Regions from separate parts of the Homo sapiens genome. Here region 1 is linked to region 2. Evidence: read pairs that join two places in POLR2A ChIA-PET (ENCODE). Cell type or tissue: A673. All regions are shown on one strand. Links, peaks and the distances in the headings refer to the core of each region. The heading gives the core; the rest is flanking DNA. Region 1 has its middle 890 kb from the start of CDH8-AS1. Region 2 has its middle 630 kb from the start of CDH8-AS1.

Region 1 (11,509 bases), core at 3,449-8,448, 260 kb before region 2:
AGTTAACCTCTTTGACACATAACTGGCATTTCCCAGTACCCAGGACCACAATTGGCTCACCAGAATTAGTGACAGTTGCCCTTCCTTACTCCACCTGGAAACAGCACAATGAGTACATGCTTAGTGCAAATTAGATAACAGACACCCCTTTCTCGAGGTGAACCTAGCCCTGCTGTAAACCCTGTTTGACCCATTTCCCAGGGTCCTTGGATAATGAACCATCTAAACATGTATATGACAACCTTACTAGTTGCTGATCTTATCTATATTCCCCTTGCTGTACAATGTTAATTGTTCCTTTCGGAAAAGTCACGCTCATAGATGAAATGTCTTCAGTTGCTGTTCTAGGCTAGCTATTGCACAGATATGCACATTTTTTTTCCTAAATCATTTTTCCAAACCTGGCTCTCAAATGTTCTTCTTTCCTGCTTACATTCCCCTAAATACAAAATTCTATCCTCTAATTTCTCTATTTGCTCCATCTATTGAGTAAACGAGAGTATTTCCTATTGATGTCTTCATACAGAAGAAAATTCATAGAAATATTTATACCAAAATGTTAATAGTGTTTCTTTTGTTGGTGGCTTTTCTTATCAAATTTTTTTTTAGTTTTTTTCTTTAATGGACATGTATAAATTATGTAATGCATTTACAAAAACGCTCCTCAGTTTAAGAAAGTAAATAAATGATAATCATTTTTAAATGCTTACTGATCTCTTTAATTGTAAGACTCAAAAATTTAGAAGTAGGAGGTACAGCTGTTAAAATCACAAGTATGACCTCAGGCTATATCAACCTGAGCATGGAGTTGAGGTGCGCTCCAATAAAGGCATGGAAAAGAGGTTTAAAAAACATACATTATCCTAGTCAGAACTGAGGGAGTCACATAACCTGAGAAGAAAGAGAGGAATTATTTCTTTTTGGGCAGAATATTTATGTCTGCTGATATAACTTGGCCATTATCTAAACTACCACTCTGGTATTACATTGGACAAAAATTAATAAAATAGTTTTCTTATTACAACACTCTGTTGACAAAAAAAAATATTAAACAACAAAGAAACTGTCTTAACCCCCAATACTGAATTGCATTTTTTTCCTCTGCTAGCTCTTAAAAATTAGAGATACTGAGGGGGAACAAATTCTCATAGATGGGTGACACTCTTAATCAGAGTCAAATCTTGGAAGCTGTTTCAAATTAACTCTTTTCACAGTTTTCAGCAGTTTTGTGTGGCATGCACATGCTTTGTCTAAGATTTTTATTATACATAATATTGTGTGGCTTGAAACACCACTTATTAAGTTCCTATGGTTTGCTGGATAATGTGGTGACTAACATTTCTGGAGGACCTCATAGGATAGTGGAGAAACAGACATGTAACTATGCCAATCATATTAACCACAGTAAATGCCATGACAGAGGAAATGAATAGGTCACACTGGAAGTCGAGAAAATGGTAGTCACAGTTCTTTCCTTAATACCACTTAAGCACTTGTGGGGAAGACGGGGATTAGACCCATGACAGCACAATCAGCTTCTGCATCTTTTGTGCTGAGATTACAGTGCAGTGCCATTGTTTCCTTGTATCCTCATCCAAAGGCTCATGGCTAATTAATATGCTTGATTGAAAGGCAGCAAAAGCTTGTGCATGCATGCAATGGATAAAAGCCTAGTGTTGCTGAAAACAAAACAAAATGAAGAAAAAAAACCAAACCAAATAAAATAAAATAAGAAAGAAAAGAAGGAAGAAAGGAAAAAAGAAATCAGAGCCTTACAGTGGACACAAAAGCTTAGCTCTGCAAGAATGTTAAACCCTATTTTATTTCTCTGTCACTGAATTTAAAATGAGATTGGAGAAGGACTGTAAGTGTTGAGAAGAGTGAAGCAATTTCAAGTGACAGAGTTCAAAAGAGGTGGTTATGCATTTCTAAATGGGTACTGAATCTCCTTTAGAGATATTTTGCACTTAGAAATAAAGAGTTCAGTTGAGACCGTCACCTAACTTTCTGGAAAAAATGGCCTATGCAAATTGACCATATCTTTTACTGAAAGCTATGGTCATAGGAATTCCAGGTTTCATTCATTTGACATTCCACAAATATTTATGGAATGTCTACAGTGTGCTAGGGGCAAGGAAAACAAAGCATAATATTTCAAAGGGATCTCTGTGTAATTAATGCCCCCAAATTGTATATGTTAATAAATAACCCTCAACAACTATAGACAAAAATGCTAATACTGATTTTAAATGTATATTTGCATATATGTGTGTATATATATTTACCTATTATGTGTTATGTATTTATATGTTATATATCTCAGATAAAAGACTGGCCATATGACTTTATAAGCAATAATTTCCAGTAGAAAATAATGACACAAATTGCTTATAGAAGGGTATGTAAAGAAAATCATGTGTTCTTTTGCCAACATCCCAGAACAGATGTTGTTTTGTACTATGACTTAATAACCTATTTAGTAATTGTGAGAGGTATATAGAAAAAAATGCCATGACTATGAAAGTAAATATAGAGAATTAACCTACAACTAAGCCCTCAATTATTAATCCCATTAAAAATTTTTGCCAACTGCAATTGTCTACTAAATTTTACTTTCATTTTACTCTCAAAATAGTATAGGGGTTAGGAAGAGTAAGCATTCTTATCAATATTTTACATAAATTTTGAGTTCAGAATGATAAGACGTTTATCATTATTTCTAACAAGCATTCTTGCCTCTTTGGGCTGGTACAAAAATCATCATTTTTTCTTTGGGATATCACCCCTACCTCATTCCTTTCCAACGTTCTTTCACTCATATATTATCTCTGTCCAAATGGTCCTTGTTTCATTGCCTTGTTTCAATTTTTGTCATTTACTTATTGATGAATTAGAATATTTTATGCCCTGTCAACAATGATTGTGTCAGAGATAGGCATATAATGGACCACTCATGGTGTTCCATCACATTTATTACAGAGATACTGTGAAAGAGGTCTTTATTTCAGGAATTTCAAACTCCAAGAACTAGATAAGTCAAAACCTGCCAGCAGAACACAATATCTGCAGAATGAATTTATACCAGTTGCAAGTGATACAACTGGTACTATTTCAAACATATAGAGATAATGCTTGCAAGTGGATCAGAACATGATATAGGAACACAATTTTGTACTGTTCATCTCTTAACTCTGCTTTTCTTTGTGCTGGATCTATTGTCAAGCAACTCTCCCTTTCTCCTTGGTGGCAAAATCACTGTCATCAGTTTTACACTTTTTATCCCATTTTCTCAGCATCCCTCAAAGAAAGAACATATATCTTCCTAGCATTTTCAAGTTGGGCCTCAAAATTGAATCTCATAGCTCTGCCTTAGAAAACATTTTTATTCCAGAACCAATCACTGTGGGTGAAGGCTTGAAATAACATATAGATTCACCATATTCAGATTAGGTGTCCACTCTTGATTCTGGAGTTTGAGTTCAACCTCACTCAAACCACATGGATGGTGGTAATTTCCTGATTCTAAAAATGGTGCCCTTTCCAGATAAAGGGAAAAGGGGTAGTGTCCTGACAGAAATAACTTAAGTCCATGTCAGAAACCAATTCAAAAAAGAAGTACGTAGAAAGAGATGCTGGATTTTGCAACAGGTGACCCTGGATTCAACTATGTTTAAAATTGTTTATGTGTCAATGAATACGATTTTCTTTGAGTTGATTTGAATCAGGTTTTTATCATCAGAAATCTAGAAGCTTCTTTGATGTGGGGCTGAAAAGGAGATACATGCCAATAGGGTACTTAGGTTCAGAGATGTAATTTATTTGTTTTTATTCATATAGAAAACCAGTGTTGTGGTTAGCCTTTGTTTTGCAATTTACTTTTGCTGCTCAATGTGCATCCTGCAGCTACCCCTAATTTTATTTTTACAAGTATTTTATATAACATTTTATTATATATATATATATTCAGTTTTTATTACATAGACTTATATGGTTTACTCTTATATATTTTTTCTTTTTGAAATGATATCTGCCCCAATAAACTCATATTATGCTCTCTTCTGACTCATTTGACAGTAATATCCCAAACTCAAACCCTAAAAATGGAGATAGTGAAGGAAAAGGGAAAAGACTTAAAAAAAACAACACTTTATTTCTTACATCAAAATTGCTACTTGGAAAAAATTGCATTTTTCTTTTTACTGAATACCCTTTCAATAGGTCTTAGGTAGGGTTTCCTAGAAGAAGACACTGAGATGAGAATTAGTGTTCAAAGGACGTGTTAAGAAAATGCCCCTGGCTGGGTGCAGTGGCTTACGACTGTAATCCCAACACTCTGGGAGCCTGAGACTGGCGGATCGCCTGAGGTCGGGAGTTCGAGACCAGCCTGACCAACATGGAGAAGCCCCGTCTCTACTAAAAATACAAAAATTTGCTGGGTGTGGTGGCACATGCCTGTAATCCTAGCTACTCGGGAGGCTGAGGCAGGAGAATAGCTTGAATCCGGGAGGCAGAGGTTGCAGTGAGCTGAGATCACGCCATTGCACTCCAGCCTGAAAACAAGAGCAAAACTCTGACTCAAAAAAAAAAAAAAATTGCTCCCTAGAAAAACCAGTAAGTAAATAGGTAAAACAGGACAGGGAAAGGAATAAAGTCAAGAAGAGATTCAATTCAGGCAATCCCAGTCGCAGCCAGATCCTTCAGGGAAGCTCTGAAGGATAAATTGCATCTCAGAATTATCCCAACTGGAAGAAAGGGAGCTGGGTGTCAATAACACTTTTGTGTCAACCAGTCATTGGCTAAGAGCAACCCCTCACTGGGATGCTTTGTGATATGCAAAGTTTCAGACACATCTACCTTTGTGGATGAGGATGACAAATTGCCTCCAGTCATTCCAAGGAAACCCTCTGAATAGCCAGACACAGCCGTCAGAAGCAAAAGCACCTATAAGCTAGAGGAGAGGACCACAAAACCAGTGAAGAGATCTGAACACAGCTAGGCAGAATACTGACAGGATCAGGACAGTCAGTGTCAGGTATTTACCAATAGAGATGCAGGGAAAAAATTCTGCCTGTGTACAAATTCCATGCCCTTAATACTTTTGTGAAAAAATCTCTTTAATTTAGTTTTTCTGTTAACTGGTGATATTTATTTTAAAACTACAAGTGGTAATTATTTCTTCAATATTTGTTTGAATATATATATATATATATATATATATATATATATATATATATATATATATATATGAAAAACTTTAAACAAATTCTGAAGACGCTAACTTGGTGTGCAATGTCAGAAGGCCTCGCAACTCCTCTTTCTTGCTTTATTCAGGGCACAAAGCTTTTGGATACATGAAATGAGTCAACCTTTCAGATAAATTGCTGATGAAGGATATCTCAAATAAAGATGTTTTGAAAGCTTCAGCCATACCCTTGATTTCTTTACTGAGCTCAGGTTGTGTGAGTTCCCTGGGAGAATGGTGGGACAATTCTAATTCCCACCTTCAGAACATTACTATAGATGTCTCTTCATGTGGCTTCAAGTTAAAAGCCCAGTGAAGGCTGTTTAAGTTTCAAAGATTAAATGCAAAACCTTCTCCATTAAGAAATACACACACACACACACACACACACACACACACACACACACACATAAATATTACTGGGTTTCCATTTTTTCTTGTCATCTTTCTACTGCCATCTCCATCCGCTACTTCTTGTAGCTCCCCTTTTTAATCCTAAAATTTATCTTGAAGCTTGCCTTGGCTTTTTTCCTCTGAGTCTTCCTAGAGCCTCCAAATTCTCTGTGACACATTTTTATACAATATGGTACATGCATTTACATTTATATGTATTAAAATGTTATATTTTACTAATAAAAAGTTTGGCATGCATAAGATTGATATAAATGAGTAAAAGTCATATCAAATCTAGCCTTGTGGGAAGGGAGGAACACAAAGATTGGAAAAAGAAGATGACAGTTGTAATATACTTGTTTTTTTGAGGTGGGGTCTCACTGTGTTGCCCAGGCTGGAGTGCAGTGGCATGACCTTGGCTCACTGCAACTTCAACCTCCTGGGCTCAAGCAATCCTCCCACCTCAACCTCCTGTGTAGTTGGGACTACAGGTGCATGCCACCATGCCTGTTTAATTATATCTATATCTATATCTATCTATCTCTATCAATTTGTATCTCTATGTATAGATATAGATTTTGTTTGTTGTTTGTTTTTGTAGAGATGGGGTTTCATCATGTTGCTCAGGCTGTTCTTGAACTGCTGAGCTCAAGCCATCTGCCCTCTTCGGCTTCCCAAAGTGCTGGGATTACAGGCATGAGCCACCACATCCAGCCTTGATGCACTATTTTTAAAATAACACTTTTATTTAAATATATCTGTAGAAAATTGTAAAAGTGAGAAGTGTAGATGTTAGAGGATTATCACAAATCTGACATAGCCATTTAGGCAAAAAATACAAAATATTAGCATCACTAAAGTCCTTCTTATGGCCTTCTTCATTATTTCCTCTTCTCTTTAACAGTGTTGTTTAAAGTACCATATTATGTATTTTATATACAATACAATATTACTTTACACAGAGAGGTACTTTATACAGAGAAGTACATGTATACTTATATACTTTATATATACAAACATCATGTGCACATATATGTACACAACTACCTATATTTTTTGTTTTATAAATCAATATCAGTTTGTTAGACATTTGAAGATATTAACTACATTGCTGTCTAATTCCCTTTATCTTGGATGAGAAGAAAAAATCCATTTTACTGTTGTTCTTTGAAGGTTACCCTTATGATTTTCCCGTTGTCTTTTATTTTCCTAAAGATGCTATAATATTGGAGTGCATTCAGATGACTTAGAATTAGTAACAGTACTTGAATATAAATGTGAATATCTTTTATCAGGTTTGGAAAACTATTAACTACTATCTCTTATGCCCTTTCCCAAATTTTCCACTATTCATTCTCATTTTATGATTGAGTTTGGTCTTGTTCTGGCATTTTTAAATATGACTAATTTTTTCTGCAGGATTACTTATGTGTTTTCAAATTATTTATTTAAGTCATCTTAATTTTTGTTTCATGGACATTTATTTTGGATTTTTAAATTTTTAGGATTTTTCACTGTTTAAAAATTTTTGAATATATTCATTAAAAGTATTTTAATTTTATTATCTTGATCAACTGTGATTTCATTCTTATTGCCTATTTTTTCTCCAGAATGTGGTAATATATTTGAATATGTCAGGTGATCATTTTAATTTAATTTAAAGTTCCAAGTTACATGTGCAGGATGTGCAGGTTTGTTACATAGGTAATCATGTGCCATGGTGGTTTGCTATGCCTATCAACTCATCACCTAGGTATTAAATTCAGCATGCATTAGCCATTTTTCCTGATATTCTCCCTTTCCCCATCCCACCTGTAGGCCCCAGTGTATGTTGTTCCCCTCCCTGTGTTCCCCTCCATGTATTCTCATTGTTCAGCTCTCACTTCTAAGTGAAAACATGGGGTGTTTGGTTTCCTATTCCTGCATTAGTTTGCTGAGGATAATGGCTTCCATCTCCACCCATGTCCCTGCAAAGGACATGATCTCATTCTTTTTTATGGCTGCATAGTATTCCATGGTGTATATGTACCACAATTTCTGAATGAAGAGTTTATCTACCTTCAATCTTTGAGGCTACTGACCTTTGGATGGGTTTTTTGTGGGAACTTTTTTTGATGCTGTTGTTGCTTTATTTTTGTTTGTTTTTTCTTTTAACAGTCAGGCTCCTCTTCCTTAGGGCTGCTGCAGTTTGTTGCGCGTCCACTCCAGACCCTGTTTTCCTGAGTCCCTCCCACCCCTGGAGGCATCACTACTGGACGCTGCAAAACAGCAAAGATGGCTGCCTGCTCCTTCCTCTGGGAGCTCCATCCCAGAGGAGCACTGACCTGATGCCAGTGGGAACGCTCCTGTATAATGTGGCTGGTGACCCGCGTTTGGGGGTTTTATCCAGTCAGGAAGCACGGGATCAGGGACCAGCTTAATGAAGCACTCTGGCTGCCTCTTGGTGGAGGGGGTGCATTGCGCTGAGGGGAATCACATTCACCTGGACTGCTGGGATTCCTCAGAGCCAGCAGGGGAAAAGACTAAGTCCACTGACCCACAGAGATCGTGGCCATCCCTTCCCCCAGGGGTTTCATCCCAGGGAGAACAGAGTTCTGTCCATAAACCCCTGGCTGGAGTTGGTGAAATTCCTGCAGGGAAGCCCCACCCAGTGAGGAGGGATGGGGCCAGGTCCAGCCTAAAGAGGGAGTCTGGCCACTATCTGCCACAGTCTCTGTGCTGCACTGTGAGGAATTCCTCCTGGGTCCAAACCACCCAGTTTTCTCCGGCACCAGAAGAGGAAAACAGCAGACTGGAACTGCAGTGATGGCAGCCAGTGATGGTGGCCACCCCTTCCTCCGAAAGTTCAGTTGTCTGAGGCAGTAGGTAGCCAAAGGGATGGCAGCTGCCCCTCTCCTCAGGAATTTGGTAGTCTTAGGCAGTCTCCAGCTGAGTGTCCACTGAGATTCTGCACAGCACTGTGCTTGGGACTCAACGCCCTGGTGGCGTGGGCTCCTGAGGGAATCTCCTTATCCACAGGTTGCACAGATCTGTGGATAAAGCGTGACTTTCCAGGTAGGGGTAGCACAATCGCTCACCGCCTCCCTTGGCTTGGGGTAGGAGATCCCCATTCCCCTTGTGGCTACCAGGTGGGATTCACTCGCTGGATTCACCAGCAGGATTCACTCGCTGTTTGTGTCCTTGGTGAGGGCCTCTGACCGCAACTGTTTCTAGTCCACCATCTTGGCCCCTCCCTGGCTGGTTATTCTTGTTTGAGGAATTGAGACTGTTTATTTAAAATGTAGAGATAAGTTGAATCTCTGTATACTATTTTCTTCCAATATGTTTTCATTTTTCTTCTGGCACGTATCTAGGCTTCAGGACACAAGTTATTCTAGAACCTTGATTAAATCATAGTTTTAGTGATTAAGATCATAGTTAATATATAAAGCTTCTATGGGCAACAAAAAATGTAAAAACTTTTTCTTATTTTTGGTCTCTAATCTCTTATCATTGTTCCATGGCTGTATTGAGTCTAGCAAAAGTTTTGCTTAACCTTAAAGCTTCTTACCTGCCACCTTTACAATTAGCAATTGCCTGGAGAGGAAGTGTGGTGATATACATCAGTTTAACCTTTCTTGTTCTGCTCTTTTTCTGGAAGAAAATTCCCTACAAATTTTCCCTACAAATTCTCGTTGCCTTGGTAGTTCTCTTATATCTTCAAGTTAATTAAAGATATATTTTGTCTAGACTTTCACAGTGGAAAGATTGGTCTGAAATATACTAGTCTACTATTGTCCAAGGGAACTCTTAATATGTTTCTGTAAAAGGGACACATTTTGGAGGCCTGGGAGAGGTCTAAGGAAGTGGGAAACCCACAGAACCTCTTTTATCAATTACCTAGAATCCACATATGACTTCAATTTATTCCATATGATTAGAAATTAACATATGTAGAGAAATATATTTTGTTTTGTGTTTCTAAAGCAATGCAGAGAAAGCAGCCTTTTTAAAAACATGGTATACTCACTTATAAGTGGGAGCTAAATGATGAGAACACATGGACACATGGAGGGGACAACACACACTGGGGCCTACTGGAGGGTGGAGGGTGGGAGAAGAAAGAGGATCGGGAGAAATAACTAATGGGTACTAAGCTTAATACCTGGATAATGAAATAATCTGTACAACAAATTCCCATGACACAAGCTTACCTATATAACAAACCTGCACCTGTACCCCTGAACTTAAAATAAAAGTTAAAAAGATAATGGTATATTAGACAAGACCCAAATAGCTATAAAAGGCACTAATCCTTACCTTCCCTTTCTTAGGAATCTTTCAAAAAAATGGAGATTTATGGTGCCCTTTTGGTGAAATTTAAAATAAATTGCTAAAATAATATAAATGATTATATTAAATATATGGATTTTGACAATATTGTGAATTAATTCATTCAACAAATATTTATTGATATTTTCCAGGGACTATTCTAAGCAGTAAGAATATGCCTGTATTAATCATGATTTTTATTTTCTATATTTTATAATTCTTTGACATCCAGAGGTCTCATGAAACAAATGGACGGTGCCCTTCGGGATTAGCTAATTTCTAGAGATAACAAACAACTTACCTGTAAACTCATCTTTGATATGCAAACCAGAAAATTCTGAGACCTTAGCCCAGCCTGCTTCCTTTATTCAGGCTCCTGCAGTCTAGAACACTATCCTCCTGCCCTGGATTACCCCAGCATTAGACAATAGACAGGTAGAGAGCACCCTTACAGCATAGAGCCTGCCTAAATTATTCAAACTGTCTAACCCTGAATCTGCTCAGCAGCTTACCCCGCTTGGCCCATTTCTTCCTAAGAAAACCACAGTAAAACCTTTTTCCCACACTTCTTGCTCCTTCTACCTTCTGACCCGACCCTGGTGCTTCCTTGTGTAGCCCTGTGCAGCTTGGCAGGTCTTCTTCTCTTGGGAACGCTGACTAACGAACTGTGTTTTCAGTGGCTATTCTCTCCTGATCTGTTGGTCTTACCATACTGAATAAAAATGAAATCCTGGATGCATTTTAAAACAACAGCTACAAACAAGGCCTGTGTTCTCTTAGAGGATAGAGACACTAAATGAATGAACAAATAATGTTAGAAGGTTATAAAGTCTCTGAAAAAAATAAAACAGTGTTGTGAGAGCAGCTGGTGATAGGGCTAATTTAGAATGGAGAAGGAAGAGTTCAGTGGGGAGGTGGTGACTTTTGAAAGGACGTCAGAATGTAGGAGACGCTTGGCTCTAAGAATGCTGTAGATGGCGAGGATTCTGGGTGTGAACTTAGACATTTTTGTTTACTAGAAACTGTGTGCCAACTAATCAGGTTGAATTTCTTTTCTTTTTCCTTTTTTTTTTTTTGAGACAGGGTCTCACTCTGTCACCCAGGCTGGAGTGTGCAGTGGTGCAATCTTGGCTCACTGCAACCTCCACCTCCTGGGTTCAAGCGATTCTCCTGTCTCAGCCTCCCGAGTAGCTGGGACTACAGGCATGCACCACCATGCCCAGCTAATTTTTGTATTTTTAGTATAGACAGGGTTTTGACATGTTGGCTAGGCTGATCTCAAACCCCTGACTTCAGGTGATCCACCCGCCTTAGCCTCCCAAAGTGCTAGGATTACAAGTGTGAGCCACTGCACCCGGCCCAGATTGAATTTAATTGATAGGTACTCGGTAGCAATAATTCCATCTTCACCCACATGGATGCCCCATCTCCCATTTTGCCACATATCAGATTCTAAAACCTACGATTGATAGGGGAATAAATACAGCTTTAGATATATTGGTACTAACTATGAGCTAAAAGTGACCACGTATGGCTGAAATAAAAGGTATTAATATCTTTATT
Region 2 (11,509 bases), core at 3,967-8,966:
TTATAGTCCTCCAGTGATAATGTCTCCTGTTATTCCTGACCTTAGTAATCTGAGATCTCTCTTTTGCCTTTCCACTGCCCCTCCTCCTTTTTCTTTGTTTTTCTTTGTTGTTGTTGTTGTTGTTGTTTTGGGGGGTGCAATCTAGCTAGAGATTTATCCATTTTTTTTTTCTTCAGTGTACAAACTTTTAGGCTTTTTAAATTGTCTCTGTTGTTCTTCTATTTTTTATTTTATTTATATCCACTCTAATATCTATGGTTTCCTTTCTTTTTATTGTTTTGGATTTAGTTTACTTTTCTTTTTCCATCTTCACTGAAATGTTAGGTTATTGACTACAGATCTTTTATTTTTATTCTTTTGTAATATAAGTGCTTAGAGCTATGCATTTTCCTCTAAGCACTTCTTTGGCTGTATCCCACAAATTTTGGTATATTGCATTTTTATTTTCATTCCTCTCACAGTATTTTCTAATTTCCTTTGTGATTTCTTCTTCAATCTATTTATTATTTAGGAGTGTGTGTTTCATTTCCACGTTTGTGAATTTCCTAAATTGTCTTCTGTTATTAATTTCTAGTTCATGTGTGTATGTGTGTTCAGAGAACATATTTTATATAATTTCAATCATTTTAAATTTATTGAGACTTATTTTGTAGCCTAGCAGATGGTCTGTCTGGAGGGTGCTCCATGTGAACTCAGAATAATGTATATTCTATTGTTGTTGACTGGAGTGTCTTATAGAGGCCTTTTGATCTAGTTGGTTTCTAGTGTTAATCAAATCTTCTATTTCTTTGTTCTATTTATTATTGAAAGTAGGAAACTGAAATCTCTACTATTAGTATTAAATTATTTTTCCCTTCAGTTACGTCAGTTTTGCTACATGCATTTTGGGACTCTGTTTTAGGTGTGATTTTCATTAGAATTTAATAACAGGAAAATGTACTTTATTGTGGATACAGTCACCAAAGTCCCAATGGTAATGAATGATTACCTAGGAGCTAAGTTAAATTTTCCTCATCCAGAGCTCAAAGAAGAGTATCTGGGGTTTCATCATGGAGGCATATTCTCTTTTTGAAAATATGCAAATAATTCAAAAGACTTCCTCCGTTCTCTCTTCCTTCTGTATTTTCCCACCTGTATTCTCTGCTACTTTTTTTCCTCAACAAACCTTAAATTACTCTTTCTAGAAGTTTTTAAATTAGTAATTGAGGCTAAATTCTTTATCTTTATATATATTACCTTCCTCTAAATTTTAAGTTCTTGCTGTAACAGATGTTTCCCTTATTCTAGCTTTATAATTCAGCACTATTTATTCACAATTTCCTGATCAAAGCTGAATTATATAACCATGGCTTTATAAGACCGTCAATGAACTCAGCTTTGCCTATGAACATAATTCTACTTTCTTAATTTTATTCTTACCTCCAACCATTTTAGGCTTCTACCAAGGTATTTACTACCTCTGCTCACCTATATGTTGGAATGTTCTGCATTGTCCCTTGAAGATTCACATTCACACTTTTGGAGTCAGGACAGTGATGTAATCTCACCTTCTGGAAAACTGACTCTACCACTTATTAGCTGCTCATATTAGCTTATTAGATAATAATAAGTTTATTAGCTTATTATTATCTATTAGTTACCTTGAATAACTTGATTTCTCTAAGCCTCAGTCTCTTTATTTGTGTTGGTAAATTTACTTATATAGGATTGTTATGATAATAACAACTCTAAATTCATTAATCCTTTTGGTAAAGTTCGTGGAAATACTAGCTGCTCAAAAATACTGGTTTTAAAAGAATATTGTAATAATTGTATTTATTATTTTAACATTTTTCAGAAATTACTCTATGATGAGCCTTCCACCCTAAGTCCCAGAATTATTGCTTCTTTATTAAATTTTGCCTCTATCCCCATACTTACACATTAAAAAATTTTAAATTTATAATATTACGTGAAAAACATCCCCCTGTGGACTGTGAACTTCATACGAGTACAGCTTATGTAAAATTCATCCTTGAACCATCAGTACAAATATCTGCATAAGTTGGTGATTTTCTTTTTTTTTATAATTAAGCAGATTCTATACTAAAAGGAGTGAAAGTAGGCATCAAGCTGTTCTCATCCTACATACCTTCCTATAAATACATTTGAGTTCTTTCATAGAGGATGTGTTTATCCCAATTTTACCACGTTGATCTTGGAAATGAAAAAAATGTTCTTTCCCTAAACCTTGACTAAGTATGTTTCAGCTCTATTCTTGAGTTCAGGCAAGTGTGAGATAAGTGACCCTTTTTTATTGAGAGGATAGATACTATGTCATTCTAGCTTTCTTGAGTCAGAATGGAAAACCACGATCAGGTCAGAATATTTATATGGGTTTAGTTGGATAGAGACTAAACATCAGGTCTATGCACTTGTCAGGTTCAAACTGTTTCCTGAAAGTCAGGTTAAAAAAATAGTACTGAATTAGAAGGTCAAATTGACTGGTATCTAGGGAACCAAAAATTGATTTATTTTACAAAAGAGGCATTTTCTTTCATTTGCTGAAAGCATTTGTTGTATGATATCTAGGGATATGTGTTTAAGAAAGAAATGAAGATCTAAGTTTGACAATGCTTTTTAAAAATGGTGTTTGATGTGTTTACTGAGATAATGGAAAAATACAGTAATTGGTTCTGATGAGTGTTGCCATTCTACTATTTACTTTTAAAATATTTATTTTTAAATGTGTTTACCGTGCTTAACAAATGTTTGGTTTTGATGATGATTTCCTGATAAAATAATATTTATTGACTGTACCTATTCCGGAGAGATTCACAGATTCAGTGAAGAAGTGTGGTTTCCAAAAATGCTGTTTTTTCACTAGCAACTCTTCTTTCTGTTATATTAATTTAAAATATTTTATTTCCACAGTTTATGTCTTATTTAACAGAAAATTACACACTATAAAATGTATGTGGTTGTCATTGCTGCTATTTACAAATATTCTAGTTCTTTTCCTTTTTTAGGTACATCGTGGGAATGTATTTACTCATCTTTTTGATGTTAAACATGACCATGTGACTTACTCTGATGAGTGAAATGTGAGCTAAAACAATGTTTGTTGCTTATGAATGGATATATCAAGATTCTATGGTATTTGGCCAGGTGTGGTGCCACAAGCCTGTAATCCCAGCACTTTGGGAGGCGAAGGTGGGTGGATCACTAGAGGTCAGGAGGTCAAGATCAGCCTGGCCAAGATGGTGAAACCTCGTCTCTACTAAAAATACAAAAATTAGCCAGGCATGGTAGTGGTTGCCTGTAATCCCAGCTATTCCGAACGCTGAGGCAGGAGAATCACTTGATCCCGGGAGGCAGAGGTTGCAGTGATCAAGATCATGCTACTACACTCCAGCCTGGGGGATAGAGCGAGACTCCATGTTAAAAAAGAAGAAAGAAAAGAAAAACAACAACAACAAAAACGAAAAGAGTCAATGGCATGAACTACTATATGCCTTTCCTTTTGTGTGTGGTTTAAAACAAGCCACATTTATAATTTCCCAGTTTCTATGAGTCAAGAGTCTAAGCATGGCTTAACTGAACCCTCTAGTTAGGGTCTCAATCATCTTGAACCAAGGTGTCAGCCAGGCTGAATTGTCATCTGGAGGCTTAAGTGAGGAATAATCCATTTCCAAGCTCATACAGGTTTTTGGCAAAACTCATCTTCCTTGTAGCTGTAGAACTAAATGTCCAAGCTTCTTGAGGGCTATTGGGTAGGGGACATTGTCAGACCCTAGAGGCTGCCAGCAGTTCCTCTCAGATAGGCTCTCCCAATATGGACACTTCTTTCATCAAGCCAGCAAATAGAGCTTCTAGAAAGCAAATCTGTTAGCAAAGTGGAGTTTCTTGATTGGTAATATAACATCACACTCTGAGTGACATACTGTGCCCTTTGCCACATTCAGTTGGTTAGTTGAAAATCACAGGTCTCACCTACTCAAGGGGAGTAAATCACTGATGACGGTGCACTACTGTAGAGAGTGTACATCCATCCACCACACATGAGCAATGCCCACCTATCCAAATCTCTGCTAGATTTGGAACCTGAGTGAGAAAGAAAGTTTTATTACATTAAACTGGAGATTACTTAAAAGTTTTGGGAAGTCACCCTCATGGCTTCTCAAAAACTTCCTACAGACTGACATAAAAAACAGGGCCTGGCTGGTCACAGTGGCTCATGACTGTAATCACAACACTTTGGGAGGCCGATGTGGGTGGATCAGTTGAGCTCAGGGGTTCAAAACCAGCCTGGGCAACATGGTGAGACCTCATCTCTACAGAAATAAAAAACAATAGTGGGAAGTGGGGGAGTGCACCTGTAGTCCCAAATACTTGGAGGGCTGAGGCAGGAGGTTGAGCTGCAGTGAGCCAAGATCGTGCCACTGTATTCCAGCCTGGGTTACAAAGTGAGATACCCTGTCTGAAAAAAATAATGACAGAAAGAAAAGAAAAGATAAGAGAAAGTAAAAAAGAAAAGAAAAGGAGAAAATGACAGAAACCAAGGACCTAGTTGTGGAAGGACTTTGCTATGAATATCCCTTTTCCCACCTCTACTTCTGCCTACATCCATCACCTTTAACACATACATTCCTTGCAATGAATTCTTTCAGTTCTCTCTCCCTCCTGGCTTTTCCTCAGACAGAGATCAACATATGCACTCTTATGTTCTTAAAGATTCCTTGAAATACACCAATCCTCCTTCAGACTCCCTAGAATAGCTTCTCTAACCACCTTCCTCACAACTAAGTTTCATGCCCGCCTTCTAATGTCCTCTGTGATAATGCATTATAATTGCCATTTATTGCTTTATTTTCTTTCCCACTAGACTGGAAGCTCATTGTGCACAGGGACCTTATGATGTTCAGAGGCGAGGGCAAGTCCTGGTATATGAGTCACTCTATAAATTTTATTAAAACAATGGAAGTTGTTAATAGTAGCATAAAAATTCAGTTAGTTCACTGAATTGGTCAGCCATTTGGCTTTATTGACTCTTTTTGCTCTGATGCCTGTTGAACAAGAAATGGCGTGAGTTTCTAGCTAACAGAGTATGCAGTTGAATTTTTATTTTCTCTATGGATTTGTGCCAAGGAGCTCAGGAGAGAGCCACGGTTTCATACAGCACAAATGAGTAGCTGAAAATGAACTTCAGCCCACGATAATAAGCTAACACATTGTTACACCATCAGAATTATTTCTTCAATCTTCTATGTTTATTGGTTTCTGTATATCACCACAATATTTTCTATTGAAGGAAACCTTCAGAATATTTAGCTAATAATGCCAAAGCCCCATGGCAGCATTTTTTAGTAGAACCTTAATTTCTAAGTTTAGTGTAAAAGAAGACTATCATATAGAAGAATAACTCCATTTGGAAGAATATAAAAAAAAAAAGAAAATCCTGTTACTTTGGTTCAATAGGAACTACTGCAGGATTTTGGCAAGTAACTTTAAAAAGGTAAGGTTTTGGAGATTTTCCAAGATATTTTACTTATGCTTAAACCTTATTTCTAAAGAAAATGTCTTCTTCAGACAAATAGCTTTTGAGACATAGACATATTATATTAAATAAGCCCAGTACAGCATTATCCTGTGTGGATGATAGTATATTTTATGTAACTTTTCAGATTTAGTCTATTAGATAGATTACTTCTCTGTGTGACTTCCCAGAGTTCTTCATCTCAGAATATTAATATTAAAATAATGTATTTAACAGCAACCCCAAAATGCATATAGAACTGTGTTTTATACCTTACAGTTATCTGACACATAATTGTATATAAAAAATAAAATTATATTAGTTGATGCTGGTAAGGCTTTCTAATTCCCTTATCACTAAAAGAAAAATCAGTGAAAAACTTTAACTAATTTTGGTCGAATGACTGAATTGCTTTGCCTTTTTCATCTTCTTGCAGCTTCCAAGTTTTCCTCATTTCCTTCTGCTGTCCTGAGCTGCTGGTATCTCTAGCTTGTTTACATTGGGATTCTGTATTCTTGTCAAGACTCATAAGAAGGAAAGGTCAGCCTTACCAGTGTTGCTCAAAATTCATGTTATCTTTAGTCTTTTAACCATATTATTCCTATAGAGGTTTTGCCTTACTTGATTATGTAGTTCTAAAATAGCTGCTTATCATTCCATTTTGCAGAGAAAAATCTTTGTTTTTCATTTGCAGCATTCTTTACTTCTTACCCTACTATATTCTGAGTGCTTTTTTTGCTTCCCCTTTTTGCTCTGACAGAAGAGACATTTTAACCCTGCTCTTTTGGGCATTGACAATAGTTTCTTTGTTGACTTGGAAGCTTAATATTTTGGACAAAAATATGGCAATGGTGTCACTTCCTGTGTAACACCATGCTATTTCCTGTATAACCATACCATTCTTGTGGGAATATCGTTAACTATTTCCTACCCACTGGACTGTGACAGCTCATAAAAATTTTATTTAATCATTTTATACCCGGCACTGTATGAACTGCCCTTTTCCTAGCTTTTGTTAAGAAAGCTTGGTAGGGCATATCATACACATATCCAATTAATTAAAATAAGGTCAAAGTATGTGTGTGCATAAACTCAACTGCCTACTTTAAAATTATTAGATATAATTTACTTACAATTCTTCAAACCTCCAAAGTAAATGCCAAGTTGACTTTTTGAATTTTTTTTTGCAGAATGGTAGCTTCCGCACCTCTTAGATGCATTTTAAAATACGGCAAATAACTTTACTGTTAATTTTTTAAATTTTGATTTGCTTTCTACTCCTAGCTTAAACATTTAATAATACAGTGGAACAAGTAAGAAATATGCATAATGCCATTTATTGGGCTTTCCCTGTATTAAACATTGTACCTGACATTTTATGTACATTAACTTTATCTTCAAAAGGCTACAAGGTAGAAGTGATTTCCATTTTTTAGATGAAAAAGCTGATACTCAAAAAAGTTAAGTGACTTTTCCAGAGTATCAAATATCAAGTGACAAAACTGATTTAAACAATGGTAGCTAACTTCTAACCCCAACTCACCCCGAGGTGCCTCTTTACATAATACTACATTATACGTAGGTGATTTGTTTTTATGATAATGGGGTAGGTAAAGATATTTTGGAACCCAACCCAAAATACTGCAATGCCTAAACCTACCACGACTTTTTTTCTGTGTCCAGTGTTTTGTTATATAATGTAATTTTTCTGATAGTTACTTTTTAAATACATGAAAAGAGAAAAATAACATGTTAAATCATGTTAGAAAATACGAATGTAGTACTATATCTTAGATAATGTGCTAACACTTTATATACTTTATGTGTTCAGTCAAAGGATACTACTAATAATATGGTTTTAGTCATTTAATTATCATTACTAAGCACCTTCAAAGTTCTAGACATTATATTGGATATTAAGAATATAAAGATAAGTAAAGCACAAACCCTCAAGAAAATTAAAGTACAGTGAAGACAGGATACATTCTCTATGCATATCACTTATATAAGTTGTCAAAGTGATTTTTTTGAATTACACCTGGAACCATAACAGCCAAATTTTATAGTGGAGGACCCTGGAATCAAGAGGAGAAATACCAATAGAAGCGAAACAGAGATTTAATGTTCTTCCTGTTCCCTGCTGAGACTTACGGTGGCCTACATAACAGTGTTGACTCTGTCCAACATCTAAAGAAATCCCTTGATGAAGGAGCTGCCAGCCTTCAGAGGAGCCTGATAAATATTCTTTTCTTTCTGAAGACTTGCAGTTGATTTTCACTCTAGCGTTCTAAGAAATTCTATAGACTTTTTGCAGTTTAGCATCCAATATATATGTGTCACCATTTAATATAAGCAAGAATACACTTGAAGATATACTTTTTCAATCTACATGTTTTCTTGAAAAGAATACTTAAGTGTATCAAAGTTCTTTTCCATTTTTTTGTTATTATTTTGGTTTGCAGAAAAAATGAGAAAAAAATGATGCGAAAGCCACAGAACTCAAAGTAAGAGATTTTCATGTTCATCCACTTAAGTTTGGGACTATAAACCACAATAATTCTAAATTCCAAAAAAGTTTTGTGCTCAACACAGTGTCTAGAAAATTCAAGACTTAAAAATTTCCTAATTTCAATTAAATAAATGCATTAAATAATACCCCTTTACTGAGCATAAAATAGTTATGTAAATTTACCAGTAAAAATGTTAAATAAGGTACTTATTCTACTAATCTTATAAAGATGCTTGAAATTAAAAGTAACTTTTATTTCTTGGCCTCTCATTGAAGGTCTATCCATTAAACATTTATTAGCTATGTCAGATATTGCATAGGGGCCACATTGAAGCTATGAAGGACACGTATTTTTTCAACCCAGATTTCCAGAACTGTTTTATTGACTTTTGCATTTAAGCTCCAGCCTCAAAATTTTCTGAAGGACAGAGGCATAATGTGTTATCTATTGCCTGGGAATAATGAAAAATGAAATGTATAATAGGAATATATACTTTACACTTAACATATGGAATGACAAAGTATCCATCTCAAGTATGACTAAATATTAATAAATCGCAATCTGAATAGAAAACCAAAGAAGCAAACAATTCTATTATGCAAATAGCAGTAATTTATTGTGCAGTTAGAAAATAACAATCTCTAAAAATAAATGTTTGTAACAAACTATCTCATGCATATAAGTAGATCAACAATTTATTCCATATTCCTGTGAAGCTTGCCAACAGATCTAAGACACAGTTAAGAAGTTAAGATGTTTAAAGCCTTTCTTTATCTGTTTTATATTGTTTCCTCTAAGGTCATATTATTATTGAAATAGTGTGCGTGTGTGTGTGTGTATGTGTGTGTCTGTGTGTGTGTGTGGGTATGAGATTCCTGTAATATACATTTTTCTCATTCAAAAGCCTGATTCTGAAAACTGAATTTCCCAAAACATTCTGATAGGGAAACAAATCAGTTTCCTAGAGTTAAATGGAACAGTAGAATCATGTATTTCAGATTCAGAATTTTCTTCCACAGTGAGATTAATTTTCCAGCCTCTCTCACTCATTCATTGCATATTTATTGGGCATTTTTTATTTGCCAGTGCTTACACTGGGCAACATAAATATAATATTGAGTGAAAACAGATATGATCTCATGAAGGTACAGTCTGGTGGAGAAATACTTTACTGGAATTATTATATATGTAGAATTTAATTATCAATTGTGGCAAGGGCTTTGAGAGAGGGGAATATGATAGGTGGTATTGCCTTAATTAGGAAAGTAATAGCTTATGTGAGGAAGGGATGATTTGAGTCTGAGAAGATCCAATAGACAGTATTGCACTGTCCCCCCACCCCCACCTCCATCTCAAATGAATAAAATGAAGATTTTCAAGAAGAGTTGCATAAGTGTCTATCTGAAAGAGGGTCTGGGTTTATGAATTAACTGTGATAATGGCATTCTGTGAACAAGATGTAAGTGACCACTTCTATGCCCCAAAATCTTGTAACACAATACCTGAAAAGAATATTAAGGGCTGACTTGAAAACACTTTTGAGAGGATAAGATGGAAGCTAAATAATTATTCTCAGCCTTCACTGCAGATAAAATAAAAGAAAATTAGTCAAAATTACATCATTTTTATTTAAGGAATATAGCACCATGCATTAACAAGGCATATATATGCAATGCCTAGAAGTCATTCAGAATATATGTCGAGAATAAAAAGAATTTTATCTCCCCAGAACTATTCTTAACTTTCCTTCTGCTTCCATTTTTCTTTAATGGCCCAAGAGCCTCAGGATCACTGGAGCTCAAAAACAGACTCACCGTCTATAACATTACTATGTTTAATCAGTAGCCAAGTCCTACCTATTCTACCTTAATGATATCATTCTTATTCCACCATCACTGCTGTAATTCGGGCCTGCAATACATTTCAGCTGTGGTATTCTAATAGACTCGTCAGTGGTCACTGTAGCTCAGACTGTCATTCTCGTCATTCATTTTGCACATTGGAACTAGTGTACTCTCCTTAAAATACATCTCTAGTCACAAGACATCCTTTCACAGACTTCACTTAATAAGCAATAGGGAATTGTTGAAAGTTTTAAAACCCATTAGCCTATAATTCATGCTTATTCTCAAGAACTATTTACAACTTATATTGTTTTATCTCAATAAAAACATATCCCCATAATACATTTACTGAACAGATATTTATTGGGCATCTACTGTATGCTAGAAATTAGAGATACAAAAATAGAAAAAAAAAGTTCTCTTTCTATAGCTTGCAAATTAGCAACCTATACATTTGAATACAAACATTTTCATAGCAAATACAGCTATAAAAAGCTAAATGTCATGGAGTTGTAGAAAAAAGTTATTCTGGTCTAATTCATTCTGTGATGTTTCTTCTTTTGAGTTTTCTGTTATGAGTGTGTCAGAAACTGCCTAATTTCTTTAAAGTGTGTTTAGATATGAGAGTAATGACTCCATTATGTTAGGATTGTAATTACTTCTCTGTTGTCTCTGGCTTTGCATGTGATTTAATTATGTTACTGACAAATTGCTGTATCATGGTTATTCTCAAAACAACGGTATATTCCACTGATGCTTCCTTTTGAGGACCACAGGTATTTTTAGGTGCTATTGTTTATTACAAATTTATATTTAGCCCATTTTATAGATATATGTACCCACATTTTGCAAATGAAGAGGTGACATTTGTTCCTTCTCTGGCTTTTCATTTAGTTTGAGATAATATATATTTAATTTGCTCTTATAACTAATAAACTGATATTTATTATCTTATAATAACTAATAAGGTTATACTTATAACTAATATATTATAAGTAATAAACTTAGTTGCAAATTTTAATTGATAAATTAAATTGAGTAAAGATATTCAATTTATAGCTAGCAGATTTAGCTTACTTGTCTGTTCACTAGTAATCAGGTATAAATATAAATACATGCACACACACACATATATACTTATAAACAGACAATAGTTTGTATGGATGCTTGAATTAAAAGTTATTGATTTTGATCTTTCTCTAGTGTGACTTTCAAAATAGGCCTATGAAATGAATGATTTGTCCAACTTCCTATAGAGGTTAAAATTCAAATGAAAATCCACAGCTTTCAAGACTTTCTATGTCCTTGGGAAGGATCTCAAATTAAAGGAATGGCATGATCTCTTCCCCTGCTCCACTTCTAACCCCTGGAAATGAACATTTTTTAAAGAGCTCATTCTGCTAAACCATAAGTTTTGTGACAATATGATTTAATTCGAATATTATGGATTTCAATCCAGGCTGACCTAAATTTGAATCTATTGTTTCTGTTCCTTAGCTCTGTGATATTTTTATAGTGGTTGAATCTCTCTAAGTTTCAGAGTATTTTTGAAAAAGCAGTCACAACATCCACTTCAAAGTTCTGTTGTGATTTATTTATTTATTTATTTATTTTGACGGAGTCTCCCTCTGTCGCCCAGG

What was found. Peaks named below come from ENCODE experiments on the same cell type or tissue, not always from the same donor. Only the 100,000 strongest peaks of a DNase experiment are listed, where the experiment ranks them.
Region 1: POLR2A ChIA-PET joins it to region 2 with 7 read pairs; 3 of 35 experiments call an interaction of 5 or more read pairs at or near these places.

Annotation. Positions count from the first base shown.
Region 1 is chr16:61,022,866-61,034,374 of GRCh38, forward strand. No RefSeq gene overlaps it. Among named protein-coding and RNA genes, the nearest start is that of CDH8-AS1, 890 kb to the right of the region's middle. RefSeq lists an enhancer at 749-2,856. In A673, for the core only: no CTCF peak of the experiment used is centred there; no DNase peak of the experiment used is centred there.
Region 2 is chr16:61,283,012-61,294,520 of GRCh38, forward strand. No RefSeq gene overlaps it. Among named protein-coding and RNA genes, the nearest start is that of CDH8-AS1, 630 kb to the right of the region's middle. In A673, for the core only: no CTCF peak of the experiment used is centred there; DNase peaks (open chromatin) are centred at 6,310 and 7,670; H3K27ac peaks cover 3,260 bases.